Regions from separate parts of the Homo sapiens genome. Here region 1 is linked to region 2. The links are chromatin loops, found by intact Hi-C in ENCODE. Cell type or tissue: CD14-positive monocyte. All regions are shown on one strand. Links, peaks and the distances in the headings refer to the core of each region. The heading gives the core; the rest is flanking DNA. Region 1 has its middle 64 kb from the start of MKLN1-AS. Region 2 has its middle 96 kb from the start of LINC-PINT.

Evidence for each region. Hi-C counts contacts between places; a loop is a spot of excess contacts. Peaks named below come from ENCODE experiments on the same cell type or tissue, not always from the same donor. Only the 100,000 strongest peaks of a DNase experiment are listed, where the experiment ranks them.
Region 1: a loop joins it to region 2, with 2.0 times the contacts of the local background. A loop is called at or near these places in 2 of 110 quality-filtered maps.

What each region holds. Positions count from the first base shown.
Region 1 is chr7:131,258,143-131,269,937 of GRCh38, forward strand. It overlaps a transcript of MKLN1 not described here. Among named protein-coding and RNA genes, the nearest start is that of MKLN1-AS, 64 kb to the right of the region's middle. In CD14-positive monocyte, for the core only: no CTCF peak of the experiment used is centred there; a DNase peak (open chromatin) is centred at 7,299; H3K4me3 peaks cover 638 bases; H3K27ac peaks cover 524 bases.
Region 2 is chr7:131,199,895-131,211,689 of GRCh38, forward strand. It overlaps a transcript of MKLN1 not described here. Among named protein-coding and RNA genes, the nearest start is that of LINC-PINT, 96 kb to the left of the region's middle. RefSeq lists an enhancer at 3,663-3,807 and a cis regulatory region at 3,735. In CD14-positive monocyte, for the core only: no CTCF peak of the experiment used is centred there; no DNase peak of the experiment used is centred there.

The sequences.
Region 1 (11,795 bases), core at 2,424-10,423, 59 kb after region 2:
GCTCCTTTTTTTTTTGAGAGGACACCACCACAGAGAAAGTTTCACATGTGTAATCTTTTAACACTCAGTGACTGTACTCACTGTAAATCTGGCCCTTTGCCTGCAATCTCCTATTTATTGTCTCCTCTTGCAGAATTGGAAAGAGTGGGTAGAGAAAAGAGTAGATGTTTCTCTCCTGAGATGCTCTGTTGCTGGAGGAAGATTCTGTTGCTGGAGGAAGATTCTGTTGCTGGAGGAAGTGTCCTAACAGAGACACAGAGATGGAAGTAGTGGAAAAGATAGGGTCAAACCAAACCTGAGTAGGATGCCTCGGTGAATAAGAACGCTTTACAGTTCCTTGCAAATCAAAGACCCATTAGAGGAAACTAGGACACTGTACATTTCAATATTTCCAAGTAAGATTTTAACCCAGGAAAGAAACTGCGGAATTATTAAAGCAATTTATGTTTTAAAGCAAGGTTACAATTGTTGGTATAAATGAAGTGCTTTGCAGATGTTATCAGATATTTTGGGTATGGGAAGCCATCCATTTACATTCCCAGAGCTTTTTCTTTATTAGTGCCTTGTGTGGTTATATTTTCCCCTTCTTTCCTTCTTTTATGAGATCAATTCTAGTCAGAATATACTAAATATCTATTCATGAAAAAGAGTAAGGATGGAGATGAATTTCATAACCATCTAGAGGAGATACAACCTGGTGGTCTGCTTTCTATTGTATTGATTTGTAAAAGGGAAATGATTTACAGGGTGCCTTTGATGAAAATAATCCCTTTTCCCTCTTTTTAGCTCCCAGAAATGCAACTGTCTGGCCTTTCAGTGTGATTAAGCAGCTTAAACTTCTAGGGAGAATGTGAGGGTAACAGGGGAGCCAGTTCTAGCTGGATGCAATGATTCGCTGTACAGACTGCCTACACTTTGGCTTTGGGTTGAAACTTCTTCTCCACTCTTTTGAACTTTCTTTTTGGATTTTTTAAAAAAATATATATATATAAAACACCTTCATCAGATTTACATAGCTATGACCACTCATCCTGTGAACCCCTCTTCTTACCATTAGAAAGTCTGGCCTTCCAGAGTGCATCACCTCTGGGAAACTCATGTGGCCAGTTAAGAATTCCATTCACAGGGTGGATTGTATAGAGGGATTTATTCACAGTTCCCTCTTTCTTGCATAAGCCCAGTGTACTCAGAAATGGAGACAGAATAGAATAGTATAATGGATACCCAATATCTGTCTCCTAGATCAAACAGTTGCTAAAATTTTGCCACATATTCTTCATCTTTCCTTTTCCTTTTTATTTTTCTGAGGTAAAGTAGTATGTGTATACATATCTATCTATCTGTAGATATGTATACTTATATTAATATATCACCCCTAAATACTTTAACATTCACCTCTAAAACATAAGCACATTTTTGTTAGCTAAACAATTTCATTATCAAACTTTAATAAGGTTCACATAATTCAAGAGAATCAAATACTCATCTACATTAAAAATTTCCCCTTTTGTCCCCCAAATGGTTTTTTATTGTAGTAAAATATATATAATGTAAAATTTATCATTTTAATCATTTTTAAGTGTACAATTTAATGGCATTAAGTACATTCACAATATTGTGAAAGCATCACCACTATTTCCAGAACTTTTTTATTATTCCAAACAGAAACTCTACACTCATTAAGAATAACTCCTGGAAGTCCTAGCCAGAGCAGTCAGGCAAGAGAAAGAAATAAAAGGCATCCAAATAGGAAAAGAGGAAGTCAAATTATTGCTCTTTGTAGACAATATAATTCTATATCTATAAAACCCCATAGTGTCTGCCCAAAAGCTCCTAGATCTCTAGATCTGATAAATAACCTCAGCAAAGTTTCAGGATACAAAACAATGTACAGAAATCAGCAGCATTTTTTTTTTTTTAAGAGACGGGGTCTTACTGTGTCGCCCAGGCTGGAGTACAGTGGCACGATCTCAGCTCACTGCAACCTCTGCCTCCCGAGCTCAAGCAATTCTGCCCCAGCCTCCCAAGTAGCTGAGACTACAGGCACACGCCACCATGCCTGGCTAATTTTTTTTGTATTTTAGTAGAGATGGGGTTTCACTGTGTTGCCCAGGCTGGTCTTGAACTCCTGAGCTCAAGCAATCCATCCACCTCAGCCTCCCAAAGAAAAATCAGCAGCATTTTTATATTCCAACATCCAAGCTGAGAGCCAAATCAAGAATGCAATCCCATTCACAATAGCCACAAAAAGAATAAAATACCTAGGAATACAGCTAGCCAGGGAGATGACTACAATGAGAATTATAAAACACTGATCAAAGAAGTCAGAGATGACACAAATGAAAAAACATTCCATGCTCATGGATAGAAAAAATCAATACCATTAAAATGGCCACACTGCCCAGAGCAATTTACAGAGTCCATGCTATTCCTATCATTCTTCACAGAATTAGAAAAAGCTTTTAAAATTCATATGGAACCAAAAAAGAGCTTGAATAGCCAGGGCAATCCTATGCAAAAAGAACAAAGCTGGAGGCATCACGTTACCTGTAACCAAAACAGCATGGTACTGGTACAAAAACAGACACATGAGGAGTGAAACAGAATAGAGAGGGCTACAATAACCAAAACAGCATGATACTGGTACAAAAACAGACACATAGACCAATGGAACAGAATAGATAGCCTAGAAAGCTGCACACCTACAACCATCTGATGTTTGACAAAGTCAACAAAAACATGCAATGGGGAAAGGATTCCCTGTTCAATAAATAGTGCTGGGATAACTGGCTAGCCACATGCAGAAGATTGAAGCTGGACTCCTTCTTTATATTGTATACAAAAATCAACTCAAGATGGATTAAAGATTTAAATGTAAAACATAAAACTATAAAAACCCTGGAAGATAACCTAGGAAATACCATTTTGGACATAGGCCCTGGCAAAAATTTTGTGACAAAGATGCCAAAAGCAATTGCAACAAAAACAAAAATTGACAAATGGGATCTAATTAAGCTAAACAGTTTCTGCACAGCAAAAGAAACTATCAACCAAGTAAACAGACAACCTACAGAATGAGAGAAAGTATTTGCAAACTATGCATCCGGCAAAGGTCTAATATCCAGAAGCTGTAAGAGACTTAAACAAATTAACAAGCAAAAAACAACCAGCCCCATAAAAAAGTGGGCAAAGGAAATGAACAGACACTTTTCAAAAGAAGACACACATGTAGCCAATAAGCATATGAAAAAATGCTCAGCGTCACTAACTATTAGAGAAACGCAAATTAAAACCACAATGAGACCCCATCTCACACCAGTCACAATGGCTACTATTAAAAAGTCAAAAAATAACATGGTGGTGAGGTTGTAGAGAAAAGGCAACACTTATACATTGGTGGTGGGAATGTAAATTAGTTCACCCATTGTGGAAAGCAGTGTGGTGATTTCTCAAAGAACTGAAAACAGAAGTACCATTCCACCCAGCAATTCCATTATTGGGTGTATACTCAAAGGAATATAAATCATTCTGCCATAATGACACATGCATGCATATGTTCACTGAAGCACTATTCACAATAGCAGCAAAGTCATGGAATCAAGCTAAATGCCCATCAGTGGTAGACTGAATAAAGAAAATGTGGTACATCTACACTATGGAATACTATGCAGCCATAAAAACAAAAGATCATGTCCTTTGCAGCAATGTGGATGGAGCTAGAGGCCATAGTACTAAGCGAACTATTAATAACATAGGAACAGAAAACTAAATACCACATGTTCTCACTTATAAGTATGAGTACATATAGACACAAAAAAGAGAACAGCAGACATGAGGACCTACTGGAGTGTGGAGGGTGGGAGAAGGGAGGTAACAGAAGAACTACCTATTGGGTACTATGCGTATTATCTGGGTGATGAAATAATTTGTACAACAAACCCTACAACATGCAATTTACCTATATAACAAATCCTGGAACCTAAAAAAAGATTTTTTTTTAAAGAATAACTCGGCTGGGCACAGTGGCTCACGCCTGTAATCCCAGCACTTTGGGAGGCTGAGGTGGGCAAATCACGAGGTCAAGAGATCGAGACCATCCTGGCCAACATGGTGAAACCCTGTCTCTACTAAAAAATACAAAAAAATTAGCTGGTCGTGGTGGCGTGCGACTGTAGTACCAGCTACTTGGGAGGCTGAGGCAGGAGAATGGCTTGAACCCGGGAGGCAGAGGATGCAGTGAGCCGAGATTGTGCCACTGCACTCCAGCCTGGGCGACAGAGCGAGACTCCGTCTCAAAAATAAAAGAAAAGAATAACTCCCCACTACCCCCTCCTCCAAAATGTCTTTAATTCTGGTTAATTCAAACAAGATCCACTATTTCATTTTGTTATTATGTTTTTTTTTCTTTTCTTTTCTTTTCTTTTTTGAGATAGAGTCCCGCTCTGTGGCCCAGGCTGGAATGCAGTGGTGCGATCTCCGCTCACTGCAACCTCCACCTCCTGGGTTCAAGCGATTCTCCTCCCTCAGCCTCCCAAGTAGCTGGGACTGCAGGCATGCACCACCACACCTAGCTAATTTTTGTATTTTTAGTAGAGACGGGGTTTCACCACGTTGGCCAGGATGGTCTCCATCTGACCTCGTGATCCGCCCACCTCGGCCTCCCAAAGTGCTGGGATTACAGGCATGAGCCACCACCCCCAGCCTGGTTATTATGTTTCTTAAGGCTCTTTATTTAGAACTGTCTCCTTTCTCCACACTCACATACATTTTTTTTTCATGACATTGATGTCTTGATGATTCTGGGGCAGTTGTTCTACAGAATGTTCTACTTTGTCTGATTGCTTCTTTATCATGTTCTTAAACTTGTACTTCTGTTCTCTGCGTTTCTTATAAAAAGAAAGTTAGACCTAAAGGCTTGATAAGAGTGAAACGTTTTGGTAAGAATTCTTCACAGGTAATGCTGTGGACTTCCTACTGCCTCATATTAGGCTGTACATAATGTCTGGTTGTCCTGGTATTGATGAGGCCAATACCGATTACTGGGTTAAGGTGACAATATGCCTGTTGAAAGTAAGTTTTTAAGACCGGGCATGGTGGCTCATGCCTGTACTCCCAGCACTTTGGGAGGCCGAGACAGGATTACTTTAGCCCAGAAGTTCAAGACCAGCCTGGACAATATAGTGAGACCTCATCTCTACAATTATTAATAATAATAATAATAATAATAATAAAATTAGCTGGGTGTGGTGGCATATGCCTGTAGTCCCAGCTACTTGGGAGGCTGAGGTGGGAAGACTGCTCGAGCCTGGGAGATTGAGGCTGCAGTGACCCATGATTATGCCAGTGCACTCCAGCCTGGGCAATAGAGCTAGACCCTGTCTCAAAATATACATATATAATAAGTTTCTTAAAATGAAGAACTGATGATTGCACTTTTTTTTTTTTTTGAGACTGAGTCTCACTTTGTAGCCCAGGCTGGAGTGCAGTGGCACGATCTCGGCTCACTGCAACCTCTGCCTCCCGGGTTCAAGCGATTCTCCTACCTCAGCCCCAAGTACTGGGGACTACAGGTGTGTGCCACCATGCCCAGCTAATTTTTGTATTTTTAGTAGAGACAGGGTTTCACCATGTTGGCCAGGCTGGTCTCAAACTCCTGACCTCACGTGATCCACCTGCCTTGGCCTCTCAAAGTGCTGGGATTACAGGTGTGAGCCACCACGCCCAGCCTGATTGCACTTTCAAGAAATGGTTGTCCCCACTTTACCTGTTCAGATAAAGGGACTCTGAGGAGTTGCCTGGCACCCAGGATATAGCCTTTATCCTGTATAAAGGATAAGAAGATAAAGACAGAGGCTTTTCCTTCTGTATGGAGTAGACACAGGAGTTCAAGTTTATCTCCCAGAGTGTTCCATCAGGGCAAAAATTTCTGGAATATGAGGTCTAGCAGAGACTGTTCTTTCTCTGGGCCCAGTAAGAAGGTACTCTGAAATTGGTAGTGAGCCAGAATTTAGCCATAGACAAATAGATCTTTTTGCTAACACTTACTAAAGACAGAACACTTTGGGAATTCAGATACAGGAGAATCTTTTATGGCATTTTAAAATAGCCCTGCCCTCCACTCCTCCCCTAACTTCAGACAAATCACTTTAGATTACCGAATAAAAAATTAAGGAAGAGCATCTATTTCAGATGCAGAACAAACAAATCTTAAGATGTTTCTTGAATATCATTTAAATTTAGAGTAAGGAAAAACTATGCATCTGTCCTCTATGTTTGATGCTTACCTCTTGTCTTTTAGCTACTATACACTGAATAAGTGACCCAGGGAAATATAAGGAACTAATTTTGAATAGTTTCATTTTCAAAAGTAAGAATTTGGGTTTCTAAGGAAAATGAGTTATTTTTAATATCCATATATACACTTTTGTTTTATAGCAATTAAATACCCACATCAGGTAAACTCTGCCCAAGGTTGCCCTATATTTTTGGGTCCCCGGAGGGTTTTTGGGTTTTTTTTCTTTTTAGTTATTATTGCTTATTCGTGTTTGTTTTTTGTTTTTGCAGTTCTGTTGTTCAGCTAGAGAAGTTGTGAATTTTCTGCCTTAGCAGGACAGACTCTAACCTTAGGATACTAGACTAACACTTTTTGTTTTGCAACTGGAATTAGTAAAATACATTTTCTCCACTTATTCGGTAATTTTTTTTGTTTTTTTTGAGACAGAGTCTTACTCTGTCACCCAGGCTGTAGTGCAGTGGTGCAATCTCGGCTCACTGCAACCTCCGTCTCCCGGGTTCAAGCAATTCTCCTGCCTCAGCCTCCCGAGTAGCTGGGATTACAGGTACCCACCACCATGTCTGGCTAATTTTTTTGTATTTTTAGTAGAGACGGGGTTTCACCATGTGGCCAGGCTGGCCTTGAACTCCTGACCTCAGGTAATCCACCTGCTTCAGCCTCCCAAAGTGCTGGGATTACAGGCGTGAGCCACCGCGCCTGTCCTGTTCTGTAATTTTTAAAGATTCTGACTTCACTTGGGTAAGGAGGGGGCAAAAGTACCTTTGACGAAATAATGCTTCAACAATAGCCCTCCCAGGGGACTTAGGCACACATGTCTCTCACCACCACTGGGAATTACTTTATGTTTGGTGACAAAGACCCCATGGTAGTTTGCAAGGCCAAACAGTATAGTCATCCATCCTGTTCTCTTTTCTTCCTCTTTATGCACAGCCCCCTTCTTTCTTTCTTCTCTCTTACGTCTTTCTTCTTCTGCCTTGCTCCTTCGGCCTCTTTCTCCCCACCCACTCTTCTTTCATTTCCTCCTTTTGCCACTCCACAGCCTAGGCTGGCATGCTTCCCTGATTCCCCGATGCCTACCAAATGCTATGTTCCAGAAAAATTCTCCTGCTTCACATCAGCCCAGGGTTTGTTACTGAACACTCAATAGAATCAAAGGAGTGTAAGAATCCCAGCGGAGGAGGGGCTGTGGCTGGGTCTATGTGAATTCCCTCCTACCCAGCTTCCGTTCCAGGTTCTCCAGGCTCTCCTAGTTCTACAGGATAGTAATGGCATTGCTTCAACTATGTCTAGTACTTCAAAAAAAGCCTGGAAGATATTGTATATTTACCCTCAATAAAGCCTGACCAAGTTAACTAAAATAATGGAAAGTTTCTTTCCTTTTTGGGGAGAGTGGGGGCCTGAGAGGTAGGGGAGGTCATGCAGCACCAACTCATTGTGAAGACTTCATCTCATATTCAGAAGTTCTGTGGCTCATGCCTGTAATCCCAACATTTTGGGAGGCCAAGGCCAGTGGATCACATGAGGCCAGGAGTCTGAGACCAGCCTGATCAACATGGCGAAACCCTATCTCTACTAACAACACAAAAATTAGCCAGACATGGTGGTGTGCACCTGTAGTCCCAGCTGCTTGGGAGGCTGAGGCACGAGAATCGCTTGAACCTGGGAGGCAGAGTTTGCAGTGAGCCGAGGTCATGCCACTACACTCCAGCCTGGGCAACAGAGCAAGACTGCATCTCAAAAAAAAAAAAAAAAAAAAAAATCAAATTGGTTGTGTGTGTTGTCTATAGAATAAAGAGAGTATACTGGAAAGAATATGGTAGAGAGGTGAGGCTGTCTACCACAACCAGAATTTTGTTTCTTGCAATAGTTGTGGGCAATTTACTTAACATCTCTCAACCAATGTACTCATTTGTAAAATGGGACAATAATTACTATTTTGCAGCCTACTGTGAGAATTCTAGATAATATGTGTAAGACACTCATTCATACAATACCTAATACACAATAAATACTTACTATGTTTTCTTTGTAAATGTAATTTATTTGGTAGATAAAAGTTTTTTCAAAGCATACAGCTCTTGGGGGAACAACGAATCTGATCACTGAGAGAAGAGGTTGGGAAGCACTCACGTAACATAGTTCTACATGGCCACACAGGTCTCCCTCAAGAACTGTCTAGTCTAAGGGCTCTGACTAGGGGATGTACAAGGAAGTCCCACATCCTTTGTGTTGATGAACAGACCCTGTCTTGAGGGAGACACTCAGTTCCCTGACTCAGTTTCCATAGTTTCCCATGGGAACTAATGCCTTACCTCCATTTTCTTAAGCTTGCCTATTCCTCTGCTTGATTCCTAGGTGATTGTCTCAGAAGTACCAGGTCTGCAAGTTTATGGAAACTTAGCATTTTAGGTGGAAAGAAAAAGGACTAGAGTGTCTTGGGGAAAAAGGATAGAAGGAAAGTTTGTGGAAAGTTGGAAGATCACACAAGCTTAGTTTAAGCCCCTTGAAAATGAGGCAATAGAATTTTTTTTTTCCCAAAGAGAAAAGTACTATCCTAAGTCAACCTCTCTCATCTCAGCCTCACAGGGACTCTTCTAAGAAATGAGACTTTCCGGCTGGGCGTGGTAGCTCACGCCTGTAATCCTAGCACTTTGGGAGGCCGAGGCAGGCAGATCACTTGAGGTCAGGAGTTTGAGACCAGCTTGGCCAACATGGTGAAACCCCATCTCTACTAAAATTACAAAAATTAGCCAGGCATAGTGGTGCACACCTGTAGTCCCAGCTACTTGGGAGGCTACAGCAGGAGAATTGCTTGAACCCTAAGGATGGAGGTTGCGTGAGCCAAGATCCCACCACTGCACTCTAGCCTGGGCAACAAGCAAGACTCCATCTCAAAAATAAATAAATAAATAAATAAATATACATATAAATAAATGAGACTTTCTTCAACATCTCTTACCTCTTCCCTCCACCAGGGTCCTGACTATTTCCAAGTTCTTCTCTCTCTGTAAACACCCCCAGGATAGGAAGATAAGGTTGTTGCCCTTCCATAAGTGGGCTCAGGTTTACAATGAACAGCCAGAAGCTATCTAGCATTTACTAGAACTGTGGTCCCAGGCCCCTGCTAAACTTCATTTGGTGGGACATCTTTAGAGAGTTGACCAGTAGATTCCAGCTTTTTAATCTTGGTGTTCTGTTGGGCAGGTCAGATGAATTTGGAATATTCTGTTTTAAGCTGAATTTATCCCTTATTATTTTAAGGGCTGTAACAAGTTGTTTTTTAAATGTTTTCAGTCAGCATATCTTTATTTATTGTCCTTAATACCCAGAGGCTACTTGAAGAAAGACTTAATTTTCAAAGTCTGGTAAGTAAACAATAGTTTCCCAATAACATCTTCAGGCAAACACCCAAAGACTTCATTTTCACCACAGCATTTGGGTTCTCCATAATTGCCTATTAGTATTGTGCTCAACCACAACATTTTATAATAATTTAAAAAATATTACGTACCTCTAAACACAAAGTTTCTTACCAGTTTTTTTTCTTCTTTTTAATTACCATGTTTAACAAAAGACAAAAACAAGACAGGTTTAAGTGTGGTATTGACTAGACTCCAAACATATTAAATAAATCACATAGGCTGGGTTGGGTTTCACACGAGAACTAGTTTGGAGATGGTTATTCACTGTTCTCCCAAGAATATAAAAATGTCCAGAGGAGACAGTGAGATAAGGAGATACATGGCTTCAGCTCTGTGGGAATTTCTAAGGCTTTAAAATTCACTCCAGAATCCTGCAAAATTCCTTGATGTTGAGCTTGGCTGCTGATGCCTTCTTTTGTCTAGATCCTCTGAAGCCATGCACTGAGACTCCAGAAATTTACTCTAGTCTTTCTTTCTACTTGTGACCAAGAGGAAAGTTGGGCAAAGGGGTTGTATTGGTCAGATAGGCTAATTGTTATAAGAAATGACCTCCAAATTTCAATGGTTTGACCCCATGCAAATATTGTTCTTGTCAAGGTCCAATACGGATTGGTAGAGGTGGAGGTGTGTGGAATGTGGTGATTTGATTCTATGCAGTAATTCAAGCATATAACCTTCTTCCATCTTGGGGCTCTGTCTTCCGTGGGGTTCCCAGAGTCCTTTCCATCCAGCCAGTGGAAAAGAGAGCCTGCAGATAACTGCACAGGAGGACTGTTATGGGCCAGATCTGGAACTGGCACCCATCACTTTCACATGCCTTTGACTGAGCTCAGTCAATGGCCCTACATGTTGAGAGAGGCTAGGAAGTACAGTCTAGCTCCATGCTCAGCTCACAGCAGTTTCTGCCACATGGAAAAACAGAGAGCTCCTTAGAGCAGGCAGACAGTGCTGTTCTTGTATGTCGTCAAAGATGTGGAAAATAAATATGCTAACTTATTTTCAGTTTATTTAATGACCAAACCTACCATTAATGTCTCGGTCAGTTTCTGGAAAAAGTCCATCCCTCAAGCTCACTATTACCACAAATCAGTCCAAACTGGAACTTAACTTGTTCACACATAGGACTTTCCAGAGTTCCAAGATACCTGGACCAAGCCCATGCAGACATGCTGATTGTAAGTTGCGAACACACTTGCATGTTGCTCTTCTCATCAGATGGTTCTCATTACAAAATCTGGCAAGTCATCTGCCCAAAGCCATGTGGCATATCTAAACCAAACTTTCTCACATGGGACCTATGAAAAGAATAAATGTGTTATAAACATTTGAAAAACTGTCTTCATATCTGTTTTAGTCAGTTTGTGTTGCTATCCCAAAAAACTATAAACTGGGTAACTCGTAAACAACAGAAATGTATTGCCCACAGTTCTAGAGGCTGTAAAGTCCAAGATCAGGTCATCAGCAGATTTGACATCTGGTGAGGGCCTGCCTTCTAGTTCATAGAGGGCGTCTTCTTGTTGTGTCCTCACATGGTGGAACGGGCAAGCTAGCTCTCTGGGGTCTCTTTTATGAGGGCATGCATTTATCCCATTCCTGGGGGTTCTGCCCTCATGACCTAATCACTTCTCAAAGGCTCCACTGCATAATTTCATCACCTTAGGGGTTAAGTTTTAACATATAAATGTGGGGGAGACATAAACATTTAGCTCATTGCAATATGTCTTCATAAAATATTTTTAAATGTTTTCGTCTTTTCTCGATCAATGTATTTTTCACGGTTGTCATGACTCCGTTACTGTTTGCACTCTTTCTTCCTGTTTCTCTCATTAACCAATTTACAAAGGCTATTTCATAGTTCAGCTATTTTAGAGACATCCATTTGTCCTCATTTACTCACAGGCTAGCATTCCCATTGAGATTTTAGCTTCCTCAAATAATGTTTGTTATCATCTCATATAAAGAGGATGATGTACAAGGGAACACTGGTAAGGTTCTGACATGCACTTTGTGCCATTTTTCTAGTTATGGAGGTAACTTTTCTTTTCTTTTTCTTTTTATTTTATTTTATTTTATTTATT
Region 2 (11,795 bases), core at 1,854-9,853:
GCTGTGTTGGCCAGGCTGGTATGGAACTCCTGACCTCAAGTGATCGGCCCACCTCAGCCTCCCAAAGTGCTGGAATTATAGGTGTGAGCCACTGCACCCAGCCTTGTAATTTTTTAAATGTGTTGCTTTTTTTTGAGATGAGGTCTTGCTCTGCTGCCCAGGCTGGAGTGCAGTAGCACCATCTCAGCTCTGCAACCTCTGCCTCCTGGGCTCAAGCCATCCTCCTGCCTCAGTCTCCTGAGTAGCTGGGACTACAGGGCGTGCCACTGCACCTGACCTAATGTGTTACTTTTAACCCCAGTTATTTGTTAAGAAACTCCCACCCTGAGATTCCTTCTCTTACTGAGGTGAAGTCATTTTTATTTATTTAATTATTTCTTTATGAAAAGGAAAGAGTAAAATTCCCCTTCCTCACTCCTAAACAAACTTCATTAAACTCATATTTGGGCAAAAAGTTTAAGTAGAAATTTTCAAACTCAAAGAAAACTTTGGTCCTTTATGTTGCAAAAATCAAGAACATTACCTGTGTTAAATTCAACAGACATTGATACTGATTATGCAAATGGCAGATTATTCATTCTTTTTAAAATGTGTATGGTAGCTCCCCCTTACTTGCATTTGACTAATGCTAATACAAAATTAGATGCCATTTCCTGACTTAGTCACCAATTTACATTGAGAAAATATGGGTCAAATAGGTGGAAGAAGAAAGCCAATATTTCCTTGGTAACCATTATATCAAAATTGAAGATAATTACTTAATCAAAAGTACAGATTTTCCATGCAATGGCTCTGTTTATCTCAAAGTATTAGCACATTGGACTACCTGACCATTTTTCCTGAAAAACTAAAGTGCAAATAATTTTAGTAAATTAAATCATATTTTTCCACTGACGTGTTCTAATTTAAAGATAGAATTTTACTTTTAATTGATCCTTAACTAAGAGTGGCACTTAACTATTCTCTTACTATTGATGCTTATGTGTATCAAGCAATAGATTAAAGCCAGTGCCACTGCTACTTTGTTTTACTGTTATTGTATTTAACGAGAAGCCACGTTGTATGTAAAGGAGTTAAAGCCCTACTTCCAAAACACTACTTCCTCCTTCCCTAAATTCATGAGGTGGCCACCTCTTTTTTTTGGAGACAGAGTCTTGCTCTGTTGCCCAGGCTGATGTACAGCGGTGCCATCTCAGCTCACTGCAACCTTCGCCTCCTGAATTCAAGCTATTCTCATGCCTCAGCCTCCTGAGCAGCTGGGATTACAGGCACCCACCACCACACCTGGCTAACTTTTGTATTTTTAGTAGAAACAGGGTTTCACCATGTTGTCCAGGCTGGTCTCAAATTCCTGACCTCAGGTAATCCACCTGCCTCGGCCTCCCAAAGTGCTGGGATTATAGGCGTGAGCCACCATGCCCGGCCCCACTTCAATTTTTTAATGTTTGAAACTTCACACTTCGTTAGCATTCACTAAGGCATACTGAGGAAGCACCAACTTGAATTAGTGAAAATTTTGAATGCTATAATATAAAACTACATGATCATATCTCTTCATGGTACAATATGCAATTCTTAGCAGTCTATAGTGAAGAATTTCCAAGAAGAAGGCTACTACTTCTAGGCACCTTGGTAAACTCATAAAATGAATAAGGTTACTGGGTAATTCATCTAACACATTTTTACAATTAGAATCATCATCCGTCTTGTATACTGTATCTACTTTGGTGCCAAATGCCTGCATTTGTTTAGGGCTTTACTACGTATAAAGCAAATTTCACATAATGCTATTTGATTCAGACACAACACTAATCATTTTGGCTACCACTGTTTGTATGACTACTAGGAGTGCCTTAATGATATGACTCTTCTTTTAGCTTCTGACAAATGAGTGTTGCTAAGTTATCTGAATATGTTCAGTTCCTGTTCACTGAGCAGTTACTATATGCTTGGCATCAAGCTAGAAAATTTTTGTCCTTTTGGGTTAACAATTCACTCTAAATTATCATTCATTTTGCCTGGTGACACTTTATCTTATGCTTTATTCAGCACCTGTCTAAATGTACTTATGTATTCAAAAGATACTTAACACTTGTAATAGGTTACAGGCACAAATTTAAAATGACTAGGGTCTGCGGGTGAAAGTCATTTGCCATGTGGAACAACACTAGTCAAGAAATTAGTTAATCAATCAGTGTTTTGCTCTAACTAATATATCTTTTTCGGGGTTTCTCCACTTTGGCACTATTGACTTTTTTTTTTTTTTTTTTTTTTTTTTTTTTTTGAGATGTTGTCTTGCTCTGTCACCAGGCTGGAGAGCAGTGATGTGATCTCAGCTCACTGCAACCTCTGCCTCCCGAGTTCAAGCGATTCACCATGCCCGGCTAATTTTTTGTATTTTAGTAGAGACAGGGGTTTCACCATGTTGGCCAGGATGGTCTTGATCTCCTGACCTTCTGATCTGCCAGCCTCGGCCTCTCAATATGCTGGGATTACAGGCTTGAGCCACCATGCCCTGCCAAATTTTTTAATTGTTGTTGTTGTTGTTATATAGATTAGAGGTTTCTATGTTGCCCAGGCTGGCCTCGAATGCATAGCCTCACCTCCTTATGCGCCAGGACAACAGGCCTGAGCCACCGCGGCTCCCTGGCACTGACATTTTAGACCAGATCATTCTTTGTTCTGGGGGACTGTCCTGGGCATTATAGGATGTTCAACAGCAGCACTTGCCTCTTTCCATTAGATGCCAGTAGTACCTCCACTTCCAGTTTTGATCATCACAAACGTCTCCAGACATTGTCAAATGTCCCCATGGTGGAGTGGAGGGGAGAGAGTGTCCCTGGTTAAAATCACTGGGCTAGTGTGGAGATCATGATTTCTTTACTAGATTTTAAAGATCTTGAAGGCAGAGACCCAGTCTGATTCATTGCTCTACCACCTCTTCCCCACCAACTAAATTTAGTTTCTGGCGCAGAAATGTTTCTTGATGAATGTTCTGAAAAGAATAAAGTATCTCCTGGAGTCCTCCACTGTCGTCAGCCCTGTACAAGGCACCTTGGTAAACCCACAGGATGAACAAGGTAACTGGGGTAATTCATCTAACAAATTTGAATACAAATTTACGATTTGAATAATCATCTATGTCGTATACTGTGCCCACGTTGGTGCAAAATGCTTACATTTGTAGAGGGCTTTACCATGTATGAAGCACATTTCACATAATGTTATTTGATTCAGATATCTAATCACTTTGGCTACCACTGTTTATAATTTAAACTCCCAAGTCCGAGCACTGTATTTTTAGGCAGGAGTGGGAGGTATTTTGATTTCAGTGGCATTGCCTTCATTTATTAAAAGGAACTCTTGGGATTGGTTTAATAATAATTGAATTTAAATTTCAGATTCTTTTTTGTCATGTTAGAAGTAGAACATCTAAAAGGCCCTTCATGATCTAAGTAATTCTGGTTTACTTAGATTCCTGGAAATTGCCAGAGGATTTTAAGGGAGGAGGAAAAAAAGAGTGAGGAAATTTTCCCTGTGGGCAATTGGGGAAAACAAAAATATTTTTGTGCTGCGGTGACTTCTCAGGAAAGGAGGGTTGGCCAGCAGCGGCTGCATCTGCACAAGGGGAATTTCCACATTTGGGAAAACATGGTCATAATTAATGACTTAGGAAAGCCAAGAAAACGGACCATGTTGGAAAAATATGATCTTCAGTGGCCAAGTCATTGTCAACTGATTGGGCCAGAAAATTGGATTATTTTAGAAAGAGATATTTATTTGTGAATATTTGTCTGTAGGTCCTTCCTTCTGTGAATCTAATAAGTGCCCTGCTCCTGCCTGGAGAGTCGGCTTCTCATAGCCTTTCCCACTCTCTCTGTCTCTCCCTGTCCTAAGGGAAGACTTGCTTTAGACTTCTAGCCTGAACACTGGCCTGCAGTCTTTTGCTTTGAACATGATGCTTGGGTCTAGCCACCAGAGATTGCTGGATCCTAACATAGCCCTCATTTATTGATGACTCCATGTCCTGGGCCCTGGGCGAAGAACACTGAAAAACTATCTTGATTTAGACATGAGAAAACTGAGTCTTGGGGAATTTAAGTCACTTACCTAGGACCAATACAGCTTTAACTACCAAGCTATACTTCTTGCATCTCCTCATCCTGTATATAAAGTCTACTTCCTAAATTGGAATGTTCTCACTCTGTATACAATCTCTTCCCCAGACCGCCTTGTTTAAACTAGATCTGGCCTGGGTTGATGTTCATCCAAGTACTTCCTGGTTACCTGTTCTCAGGAGGATAAGTCTGGGTTAGCAGGCTCAGCACCATCGAATCTTGGTCTACTTGGGGAATGAATATGTAGTCAGAACATTCTTGCCCAGCTTTGGGGTTTTCTTTTATTTTAGTGATCAATTTTATTAAAATAGGTATGATCATCTTTTGCTTCTTCTTTTCATAATTTTCTCAAGATCAGGGATCAGGAATAGCTTGCCAAATTTCAACAGGTATTCCCAAGTTGAAGGTCAATTTTTTTTAGAAAGGGAAATATCTCTAAGAAAAAAAATCCTTATATTTGACATGTAGATGTAGTATCCAATAGAACATCAACAAAATGCAGTACTTTGTTTTGTGAATTGAAAAAGCTGCAAGTTAGGCCGGGTGCGGTGGCTCACGCCTGTAATCCCAGCACATTGGGAGGCTGAGGCGGGCAGATCACGAGGTCAGGAGTTCAAGACCAGCCTGGCCAACATGGTGGAACCCCGTCTCTATTAAAAATACAAACATTAGGCCGGGCGCGGTGGCTCATGCCTGTAATCCCAGCACTTTGGGAGGCCAAGGCAGGCCGATCACAAGGTCAGGAGATCGAGACCATCCTGGCTACAAAAAATTAGCCAGGCGTGGTGGCAGGTGCCTGTAGTCCCAGCTACTCAGGAGGCTGAGGCAGGAGAATGGCGTGAACTCAGGAGGCGGAGCTGGCAGTGAGCCGAGATCACGCCACTGCACTCTAGCCTAGGCGACAGAGCAAGACTCCGTATCAAAAAAAAAAAAAAATTAGCTGGGTGTGGTGGTGGGCACCTGTAACCCTAGCTACTTGGGAGGCTGAGGCAGGAGAATTGCTTGAACCCAGGAGGCAAAGGTTGCAGTGAGCCAAGATTGTGCCACTGCACTCCAGCCTGGGCAACAGAACAAGACTCCGTCTCAAAAAAAAAAAAGAAAAAGAAAAAGCTGCAAGTTAAATCATGTCCCTCTGCAGCAACAATTCCATGCTCTAGACCTTTATGATGAGGCTTCTAAAGTTAGCCCTGCCCTGTGACTGCAATGAATCGGAGAAAACAAACCTAACTAGGATTTAACAGTCTAATTGCCCTGGATTGAACCTCAATGGTATTATAATTAATTTAAAAATCACAACATTGGGAAATAATGTAATACATTTCTTTTCTGTTGAAATTAAAACATATTAATTAAATCTTATTAATATTTGTTTTCCGATCGCTTCTTGGGCATAGTCAGACATTATTACCTTTATTTGGTGATATGAAAACTGAAGGGGTGTATTAGTTTTCTACTGTTGAGTAACAAATTATCACACATTCAGGGAGGTGGAACAACATTTCACTTATTCCATAGGTTTTGCAGTTCTATAGGTCAGAAGTCCTGGTGGGCTTGGCTGGTTTCTCTGCTTAGGGTCCCAATGAGTCAGAAATCAAGGTATTCATCAGGCTAGACTCTTACGTGGGGGCTCGGGGGAAGACTCTGCTTCCAAGCCCCTTCAGATCGCTGGAGGAACTGAGTTCCTTGTGGCTGTAACACCGAGGCCTTTTTATCTTTCCTGCTGTCAACCAGGAGCCACTGGCTGCTCCTAGAGGCCTTGCATGTTTTCCTTCTCATGCACTTTCCCCCATCTTCACCTTCAAAGCCAGCAATCACCCTTAAATCTTTCTCACCTCTGGAATCTCTGTGACTTTCCTCTTCTGCTTCCAGCTGAGAAAAACTTTTTTTTTTTTTTTTTCTGAAACAGAGTCTTGCTCTGTCACCCAGGCTGGAGCGCAAAGGCATGATCTCTGCTCACTGCAACCTCTGCCTCCTGGGTTCAAGCGATTCTCCTGTCTCAGCCTCCTGAGTAGCTGGGACTACAGGTGGGTGCCACCATGCCCAGCTAATTTTTGTATTTTTAGTAGAGACGGGGTTTCGCCATGTTGACCAGGCTGGTCTCGAACTCCTGACCTCAGGTGATCCACCGCCTCAGCCTCCCAAAGTGCTGGGATTACAGGCCTGAGCCACCACTCAAAAAACTATTTTTTTAAAGGACTCACTGGTTTGGGCCAAGCCCTCTGGGATAATCCCCATATTTTAAAGTAAACTAATTTGGAACTTAAATTACATCTGCAAAATCCTATTGCAGCTGTACCTAGATTATTGTTTCACAAAATAACCAGGGGATGGGAATCTTGGGCAGCAATCTTAAGGACTCTGCTTACCATAAGGAAATAGTTACTCAGTTAACCTGAGATACAATCTAGAAACAGATGAGCAGCAGTATTAAACCAAAGAATTTAATTTTGTATTTCCTTCCCTTTTTTGTGTTTTTTAAACATATATGTTTATTTGTTAATATACCTGTATGTATGTGTATAATTATTATTATTATTATTGTTATTATTATTATTATTTTAGAGATAGGCTCTCACTCTGTTGCCCGGCCTGGAGTGCAGTGTCAAAATCATAGCTCACTGCAACCTCAAACTCCTGGGTTCAAGCAATCTTCTTGCTTCAGCCTCCAGGGTAGTTAGGACTACAGGCGTGCGCCACCGTGGCCGGCTAATTTTGTTTATTTTTTTAGAGATGGGGTCTTGCTATGTTTTCCCGGCTGGTCTCAAACTCCTGGCCTCAAGCAATCTTCCCACCTTGGCCTCCCAAAGTGCTGGGATTATGGGCATGAGCCCCCATGCCCTTCCTTACTATAGTATATTTTGGGAGGCACTCACCCCCATATTTTATTTTTATTAATGCATGATTTAAAATGTTGCCAAGGCTGATTTGGGACATGTGTTTTTAAGGGTCTATGGACGTCTGAGTGGTACTGTCGAGGCTTGGAGCTAGGTGTGGGTGTGTATGGTAGAGGAGATGGTGATGGCAGGTGAAGAAGGGACAGAGGCTAAGGTTTTGGTGAATACAGAAGAGGCATTTACTCCCATTTTTAATGTATTCACTGAAGATATTTGAAGATGGGAATCCTTTTGTTTTCTATAGGCAAGTCTAGAAGGTCAAAACCCAAGGGATTCTATGTGTGTTATTTATTTTTATTTATTTATTTATTTTTGAGACAGAGTCTCACTCACTCTGTCACCCGGGCTGGAGTGCAGTGGTGTGATTTGCAGCCTCCACCTCCCCGGTTGAAGTGATTCTTGTGCCTCAGCCTTCCAAGTAGCTGGGATTACAGGTGTGCATCACCAGGCCCTGCTAATTTTTGTGTTTTTAGTAGAGACAGGGTTTCGTCATGTTGGCCAGGCTGGTCTGGAACTCCTGGCCTCAAGTGATCCGCCCACCTCGGCCTCCCAAAGTGTTGGGATTACAGGCATGAGCCACCGCGCTGGACTATGTGTGTTATTTATGGGCAGTATTTGAGGATGTTGCCAAACAGGCATTTTGGAGCATGTGGATCAGCATCACTAGCATGCCATGCCTTTACTACAGATTCAAACTTCCCAAGTTTTTGCTGCACGGTTTCAATGTACCATGGCCTACCAGATGTACTAAAGGCTAGAACACAGGCTGAGTCCATGGGCCCAGCTAACCACTGATCCAGAAGCCTGGGCCCACAGAGGGTCACCTTGGGATTGCAAAGGTCTGGAAAAGGCTGAGAGGATCATAGAAAGGAAGAGGATCTATTAATTTTTCTGATCTTGTAATTTTACCTGGAGAACAGCCTGATGAAAAATCTAAAATTCTGGTCAAGGGAGTAGAGATGGTTTTAGCCTTTGGAAAGAACATATATAGAAATATGAAAAACCTAAGAAAAAGGCAAAATGTTTCAGAGGCTAAATATTTCTCACTTCTTCCCAGAATATTTAGGTTTCCCCCTTCTTAAAGTCCTGGCCAAAAATGGAGGGAGGGGGGAGATTTCCCAGATGTTTCTTTTCAATTGTCCCAGACCTTCGGAAAAGAGTGAGAAAATGCTACCATATTATTGGGCAAAGAGAAGTAAGTCAGTGGAGAGGGCATTTGATAACTGCACTGAAAGAGTGATACAATTAGGGTATAAGTGGCATGTTTACCTTTGGAAAGGAGGACACAGGAGGAAAGAGGTAGGGTGGAAGATGTTAATGTTGCTTATTCATTGTGATGTCTTAAAGCACAACACATTGTATGTTCTTTCACTGGCAAAGAATTTTGCTCTATAAAGAATAACTCTGCTAGGCATGGTGGCTCACACCTGTAATCCCAATATTTTGGGAGGCTGAGGCTAGCAGATCGTTTGAGCCCAGGAGTTTGAGAGCAGCCTGGGCAACACAGGAAAACCCTGTCTCAACAAAAAAATATAAACAATAGCTGGGTGTGGTGGTGCGTGCCTGTGGTCACAGCTACTTGGGAGGCCGAGGCAGGAGGATTGCCTGAGCCTGGGAGGTTGGTCGAGGCTGCAGTGAGCTGAGATGGCACCACTGCACTCCAGCCTAGGTGACAGAGTGAGACCCTGTCTTGAAAAATAATAATAACTAAAGGATACTGGTAATATGTTACAGATATTACTTTTATTCTTAATACTTCTACTTAAAAATCTTTCCCTTCATTTATTCAATCATTCAGAAATCTTTGAGGAGAACCTGCCATGTGCCTTCATCTGGGTGCTAGGAATACGACAGCAAACACAACAGATGAGGTCCCAGCTCTCATGGAGCTTATATTCTAGTGTAGGGGAGTTGGAAAATGAGGAAACACTTACTTTTCATTACGTGATACATAAAGAGGTAAATATGATGTGTTAGACTGTGAAAGGTTAGACAGTGATAGCAATGCAGAGCAATATAATAGAGTGAAGTGATAGATGACAAGCTGGCTATTTTAGACTGGGTGGCTGTGGAAGACCTGTCTGAAGTGATGACATTTGAACAGTGATCTCAATGACAGGGAGGAGCTGGTCATGAAAAGATCAGAATGAAGAGCACTCTACGTGGAGAGAACAGAAGGTTCCGACATCCTCAAGATGGCAAGAAATTTGAGTTTGAGAAAGAGAGAGAGGGCCTAGGTGGCTGGAACTCAGTGGCAAATGCAAAAGTGGTACAAGATGAAGTTGGACAAGTGGACAGGACCTAGATCATTTAAGCATGGCTGGCCATGGTAAGGAATTTGGATTTTTAAGTGAGATGGGAAGCTCTCAGAAAGTTTTAAGCAAGGAAGTAATTTTCTGTTTGGGCAATGAATTGCAGAGAGCAAGGGTGGAAGTCCAGAGATGTTTAGGAAGCAATTACAGGAATTCAGGCCAACAATGGCGGCTTGGTCTAGGATACTAGCAGTGAAGATGAGGAGCGCTGGGTGTATGGGGTGTATGTGGAAGGCAGAGTCAATGGGACTTTCCGATGGCTTGTATGTAAGATATAAGAAAAAGGAACCAAAGATATGTCCTCTGTTATCAGCTCGGGCACTGGGTGGATGGTGATGCCATTTAGTGAGACAGGTTGGCTGGGAACAAGAAGTGTAGAAGACTCTGATAAATCCCTCCCAAATAGCTGTTCCTTTCTTCCTCCTTGCTAACACAGCCCTGACTTTGTTTAGGATGACAGTTTGTCCAGCTTCAAGTGATGAATTATGATTGCTGTCATTCAGTCATAATAATCCCATTCCCTTTTGCTAGATACTCAATCCCCTCATCTCCTTTGCAGCTAGGGGTGACTCATTTCTGGCTAGTAAGCCCTAAGTGAAAGCCTCTGGGGATAGATGTGGCTGTCCGGAATACCATCGCAATAGTTGGACCTATGGCAGCCATCTTCTGACTGTAAGACAAAAGACATGAGGATTAAAGACCAATACATGAGGTACGATAAAGTAGAAAAAAAAATTTACCTGATTCCTGGGTAGTATAGATGAGCAGCTGGGTCAACACCGGAAATCATCTATTGCCAAACATCTTGTTTATGAAAAAAGTAAAACTATTTGTTTAAATCTTGTTGTTTGATATAAGAAGGTTAAGGGAAAGAATCAGGAGTACTCTTCTAACCATGTTGGTTTGAGATGCCTATTAGATATTCATGTGAAAGTGACTGCCTAATTTCTTCCTTTCTCCAATGGAATAAAATTTTCTAGACCTTTTAAATCTTAGCATAGGATTATAGCACTAGAAAACATGAAGCATTGGCTGGGCATGGTGGCTCATGCCTATAATCCCAGCACTTTGGGAGGCCGAGGAGGGTGGATTGCCTGAGCTCAGGAGTTTGAGAACAGCCTGGGCAACACGGAGAAACCCTGTCTCTACTAAAAAATACAAAAAATTAGCAGGCGTGGCAGCGTGCACCTGTAGTCCCAGCTACTTGGGAGGCTGAGGCAGGAGAATGGCTGGAACCTGGGAGGTGGAAGTTGCAGTGAGCTGAGATTGTACCATTGCACTCCAGCCTGGGGGACAGAGTGAGACTGTATCTCCAAAAAATAAACATACAAAAAATTAGCCAGGCATGGTGGTGCACACCTGTAGTCCTAGCTACTTGGGAGGCTGAGGTGGGAGGATCACCTGAGCCTGAGAGGTCAAGGCTGCTGTGAGCTGTGTTTGTGCCACTGCACTCCAGCCTGGGAGATCGACTGAGACCCTGTCTCAGAAAAAGAAAGAGAGAAAGAGAGAGAGAAAGGGGAAGGGAGGGAGGGAGGGAGGGGAGGGGGGAGGGGAGCATTAAGCATAAAAGTGAATGAAGTTGAAGTGGCCAGGAGGGAGACCAAATTAGAAGCTGACCATCAACATATAAGACTGACTTCCCTATTATTGATAGGTTAGCAGGGTTGAAGTCGTTAAAATAGGAAATACAGTATACTGGGTTGGTGGGGAAAGCTCAGTCTGAGGAACAGGCAGGTTCCCACATTACCAAGTATCTTCCATCACCATGGTGGGGCAACACTGTCCTGGACTAGAGTATACATTTCTATGAAGATACCTTCTTACCTATATGACACAGTGTTCATGTACTGCTGTATTTCCTCTCCTGATATATAACAAATAATCTAGTGAAAATTTCCCACTAACTTACCCAGGGAACTATAAGTAGGCCAAATGAAGCTTTTAGCACACTTTCTGGTTGCTGATAAAAATCAGCAACTATAAACCCAATTGCTCCTATTTCCATTAGAGCTGCTTTCCAGAACTAGGTCTCCAGTTATGTACATTAAAAGTTTGCCAACCCACTTATTTTCTTCCTAAATACTTTATTATATGCAGGATGGCTTGGGCTTCATCTACAGCAAACAAATATATGTATATATTTGCCAGTGGGCCATCAGAAACATCTATTGATTGTCTATGTGTACAAGTAACTGAGTCTGCAAAATTGCCTTCAAAGGCTAAGTCTCTTGTATTCTGCCCTTACTGAGAGTCTGTACTCTCCTAAGGTTAATTGGCTTATCATATTCTGCTTTTGTGCTCCCTAGTTTACCATGATGCTTGGGGTTTTTGCCCCTACGCTTTTCACTTTGTCTTCCTGTAATTTATTACAACCAACCCTTGTGTTTTTTTTTTTTTAACAGTTTTGGATCTGCATTAATTTTTTAGTCCCCAGAGGAACACTATGTTCCCAAACATTATGTTCTGCACTC